Linked DNA regions of Homo sapiens: region 2 is linked to region 1. A link is an interaction called in ENCODE POLR2A ChIA-PET data of the cell type or tissue named here. Cell type or tissue: IMR-90. All regions are shown on one strand.

Region 1 (2,500 bases):
CGGCTTTTAGCAGGAGATAGTGACATCCCAGGGACATTTCTAACTCAGTTTCTGGAAAGCCCCATCCAAAACCGACTAATGTGTTGGATAGACCAGGTAATGCCCAGTGGCCAATTCTCAAGTTGCACGTAGTAGACAGGGAAAGGGTGTAGGCCGGTGACCAAATCTCCCTTGAGATACATGGTCTGGCTCAGGATAGGTGTGCACAAACATTTCCAGGTGCATGGAAGTAAGGCAGAATGATAGGCAAGCTGGTGACACCAGATGGTAGGCAGCCATTGTCCCAAGTCCCTGAGGGCCTCCCACCACTACCCCAACCACCTTCCTTGGTCACCCCAAACTTCCTTATGATCCAGGAACTAAAGGGAGCTTCCAGGCCTCAGCTGCTCTGCCAGCCTCTGGCTCTTAAGTATGTTTGCTATTGCTCCTGCTGAGACACATAGACTAGATTCTCAGCCTGCTCTGGGTCCAACCCTGTTCGATCTACAGTAGGCAGGACACATGCATTTATGTTCCTAAGTCGTCTTTCTCATGCAGCTGAAATAGAGTTACTATTTCTTCACTGCGTATTTTGTGAACTCAACGTAAGTTCTGGGCAGTGGGTATTTTACCTCCTGTAGGAGTCGCCGTTGGGGCTGCAGAACTAAGCCAGTGTGCCTAGCCTCCAGCTGTGTAATAGCTCGCAGCTGTCCCCATTCTCCTGTCTCTGTTAACAGGAGCATACACGGTTGGGAGCCTCCAAGAGCATCCCATATTAATGACTGACATGGGGGTGCAAAAGGTTGCCCGTATCTCAGCTGGGGCAGGAACAATTTAATGGGGTATGACCAATTCTATAGCCCCCAGTGGGTCAGACCAAAGCCAAACTTACTTGAGGCTGCTTCAGTGCTCAGCCAACTACCCTTCCATATCCTGCTTTCCCACCCACACGTTCCCGTAAAGAGCAGCCTTCCAATAACTGACGTGTACCCAAAGCCTTAAGGTGCCTCCGCTCCATTTTACAGATGTGGAATCTGAGGCTTGCATAGGATGTCCTCCAGCTTGGTCTGTCCCTAAAATTCAAGCCCTTTCTGTTCCTTCATCCTGCCTGGATGGAATAGAAAGCAGACAGTTTGGGAGCGGAAACCCCACATCGCCGCAGGGATGGGCAGCTTTTCTTCCCACAGCTGCAGCCGACCTCCCTGGGCAGAGCAGGCGCCTCTCGCCTCCTCCCCCGCAGTGAGTCATCACCCACGCTGAGCGAGGAGAAAGTCTGAGCGGGCGCTGGGCTGGCGGTAACACTCCAAATGAGATTTAACAGAAGCCTCCGTCGCGCTCTGCTTAGGAAAGCAGGGGCTGTGGCTGTGGGGGAGGCTCTTCACTCCTGGTCCCCCGGGGGCTGGGGACGGTTGGGGGAAGAGGGGTGCCAAGGGTGCCCTGCCTCCAGCTGAGCCTCTCCTCAGAGACAAGCTTTCCAAGGTGTTGCAGGAAGGAGGAGGCAGATGAGAAAGCCCAGACACTGGGGGCTAAGCTGACTCAGCCACCAAAGCAGCAGAGCTGAGCTGAGGGAGCCACAGTGTGCCCGGAACACATGGCAATACTGAGCCAGGTCCTCCTGCAACCTGTTTCAACACCTCCCATGGCTCCCCAGGGCCCTAAAACACTAGAGTCAAACGCTTTAGCCCTGAAATCCTGGCTCTTCTCATTGGGCTCCAGACACTGTCCCTTAAGTCATCACATCTGCCCCTCACTTTTTACATTTTTTTTAATTGAAGTGAAATTTACATATATTGAGATGCATGGATTTTGGGTCACAGATAAATGTATTTTGGTAAGTGTATACACCTGTGTACTCAACACAGTTCTCAGGATATAGGACATTGCTGCCACTCCAGAGGGTTTTCTCATGTTTCTTTCCAGTTAACCCTCTTAGGCAATTGCTGTCCTGATTTCTATCACCATGAATTGGATGTACCTGTTGTGGAACATCAAATAAATGGAACTACACAATAAGTACTTTCAGGGGCTAGCTGCTTTCACTCAACATCATGTGTATGAAACTCATCCATGTAGGGCTTGTCGCAGTAGCTTCTTCCTTTTTTATATTTATTTATTTATTTAGAGACGGAGTCTTGCTCTTTCGCCAGGCTGGAGTGCAGTGGCGCGATCTCGGCTCACTGCAACCTCCGCCCCTGTGTTCAAGCGATTCTCATGCCTCAGCCTCCCAAGTAGCTGGGATTACAGGCATGTGCCACCACACCCAGCTAATTTTTGTATTTTTAGTAGAGATGGGGTTTCACTATGTTGGCCAGGCTGGTCTTGATCTGCTGACCTCGTGATCCGCCGGCCTCGGCCTCCCAAAGTGTTGGGATTACAGGCATGAGCCACTGTGCCCAGCCAGCTGCTTCCTTTTTATTACTGAGCGATATTCCATAGTATGAATATGTCACAATTTGTTTATCCATCCTCCTGAGGTAGACGTTGGGTTGTTTCTACTTTTGGCTGTTATGAATAAGGCTGC
Region 2 (2,500 bases), 190 kb after region 1:
TAGGCTTCTCAGCCAATAGGAGGTGGAGGTGGAATCCACACTCGGGTTCATCTGTATAAAGACCTGATTCCTGACTGCATTACATTACCTCTCCTTTTAGCATCCTTTCCCTGAACCATTAAAAACTCTCCTGCTTGTGGTGGACATGGTGGCTCACGCCTAGTAATCCTAGCACTTTGGGAGGCCAAGGCAGGTGGATCACCTGGGGTCAGGAGTTTGAGACCAGCCTGGCCAACAAAGCAAAACCCTACTAAAAATACAAATATTAGCTGGGCATGGTGGCGCATGCCTGTAATCCCAGCTATGTGGGAGGCCAAGGCAGGAGAATCGCTTGAACCCGGTAGACGGAGGTTGCAGTGAGCCGAGATCACGCCATTGCACTCCAGCCTGGACGACAGAACGAGACTCTGTCTCAAAGAAAAACAAACCAAAAAAACTCCCCTGCTCTCCTAAAGCAAACAGACAAAAAACTAAAACACACAGAAAAATCAGAGTGTGATAATTTTTAGCATTGTCAGGCTGGTTTATGGAAACTAGAGGCCTGTGTGTCTAGCTTCCCCTAAAGACAGGTTCTTTTTGTTTTTGTTTTTTTCTCTCCCTCTGTTTTTTATTTTCTACAATTACTTCTTCACTTTAAAGTGAATTACTTCTTCATTTAAAAAATCCTGTATTTCTTCATTAAAAAATATCCTACACTTCTTCATTTTAAAAAATCCTATACTGGCTTGATTATTTGCTGTGTCCAATCCTAGAGGGAGAATGGTTGGGCGGTCTCACTCCAGGAAGCACTCCTGCTTCAATTAATTCTATAAGCAGCCAAGCCAAAATAATTCCATCCTTAGCTTCTTTAGTCACAAAATGCCAGAAAACTTTATGGAAATGATTTCTCATTTAGGCTACTTATTTAGAGTAATGAATTGCTTTTTACCAAAGCTAAATTTAAGTAGGTCATCTGTTAACTGTTGGATGAATAAATGAAGGTTCTCTTCGTAGGACTGGTATGGTTTAAAGATAGGGGTTTTGTTCTACTTTTTTATTTTATTTTATTTTTTGAGACGGGGTCTTGCTCTGTTGCCCAGGCTGGAATACAGTGGTGCAGTCATGGCTCACTGCAGCTTGGATTGCCTGGGCTCAGGCGATCCTCCTGTCTCAGCCTCCTGAGTAGTCGGGACCACAGGCGTGCACCACCACTCCATAATAATTTTTTAAAATTATTTGTGGAGATGATATCTTACTATGTTGCCTAGAGTGGTCTTGTCTGGGCTCAAGTGATCATCCTGCTTTGGCCTCCCAAAGTGCTAGGATTACAAGTGTGAGCCACTGTGCCTGGCCTTTTTTTTTTTTTTTGAGACGGAGTCTTGCTCTGTCGCCCAGGCTGGAGTGCAGGTGCGCAATCTTGGCTCACTGCAAGCTCCGCCTCCCGGGTTCACGCCATTCTCCTGCCTCAGCCTCCCAAGTAGTTGGGACTATAGGCGCCCGCCACCATGCCCAGCTAATTTTTTTTTTGTATTTTCAGTAGAGACGGGGTTTCACCGTGTTAGCCAGGATGGTCTTGATCTCCTGACCTCATGATTTGCCCACCTCGGCCTCCCAGAGTGCTAGGATTACAGGTGTGAGCCACCTTTTTTTTTTTTTTTTTTTTAAAAGCCCGGCCTTTTTTTTTTTTTTAAATTCCTTCCTGTGACAGATTCTCACCCTGTCACGCAGGCTGGAGTTCAGTGGCACAATCACGGCTCACTGCAGACTCGACCTCCTGGGTTCAAGTGATCCTCCCACCTCCCACCTCAGCCTCCCAAGTAGCTGGGACTACAGGTGCCTGGCAATTTTTTTTTATTTTTTGTAGAGATGGGGGCCCACCGTGTTGCCCAGGCTGGTCTTGAACTCCTGGGCTCAAGCAGTCCTCCTTCAGCCTCCCAAAGTGTGGGGATTACAGGTGTGAGCCACTGCACCCAGCCCTATTTTACTTCTTTATTCATGGATAACATACATAAAGTGCACTGATAGCAAATGTTTAGCTTGTGGCTTTTTACATAGGTATATGCCTTGTAACCACCACCCAGCTCAAGATACAGAATATTTCCATCTCCCCAGGAGCCTTCCTCGTGGCCTTCTCAAGTCAGTAGCTCCACCTCACCCTGTAATCACCATTCTAACTTCTGTCAGGTTGATTGGTTTTGCCTGTTGAACAACGTATAAAGCTGTGTGTGACACACAGCTTTTATCTTAATAGTAAGATAAAATTATTCTTACTATTTTATTTTGGAACAGTTTCAAACTTACAGAAATTCTACAAGAATAAGACAGATACCTTCTATTTATCCATCTCCCAGAGACTCCCATTCAGTTTTTGTCCCAATAATGTCCTTTTATAGTGGAGCATCATCCCAGGATCACACGTGGTCCCCAGCTGTCACGTCTTTGTGGTCTCTTTCAGTCTGGGACAGCTCCTTGTCTCCCTTTGACTTTTAAGACCATGGCACTTCTGAAGACTATAATCCTG

Evidence for each region. ChIA-PET counts read pairs that join two places held together with the same protein. Peaks named below come from ENCODE experiments on the same cell type or tissue, not always from the same donor. Only the 100,000 strongest peaks of a DNase experiment are listed, where the experiment ranks them.
Region 2: POLR2A ChIA-PET joins it to region 1 with 30 read pairs; 3 of 35 experiments call an interaction of 5 or more read pairs at or near these places.

What each region holds. Positions count from the first base shown.
Region 1 is chr3:11,095,490-11,097,989 of GRCh38, forward strand. No RefSeq gene overlaps it. Among named protein-coding and RNA genes, the nearest start is that of HRH1, 58 kb to the right of the region's middle. In IMR-90, a CTCF peak has its summit at 604; DNase peaks (open chromatin) are centred at 1,212 and 1,512; H3K4me3 peaks cover 739 bases; H3K27ac peaks cover 1,086 bases.
Region 2 is chr3:11,283,518-11,286,017 of GRCh38, forward strand. The region is part of intron 3 of ATG7 (autophagy related 7); the gene reads left to right. Among named protein-coding and RNA genes, the nearest start is that of ATG7, 12 kb to the left of the region's middle. In IMR-90, no CTCF peak of the experiment used is centred here; no DNase peak of the experiment used is centred here; H3K27ac peaks cover 259 bases.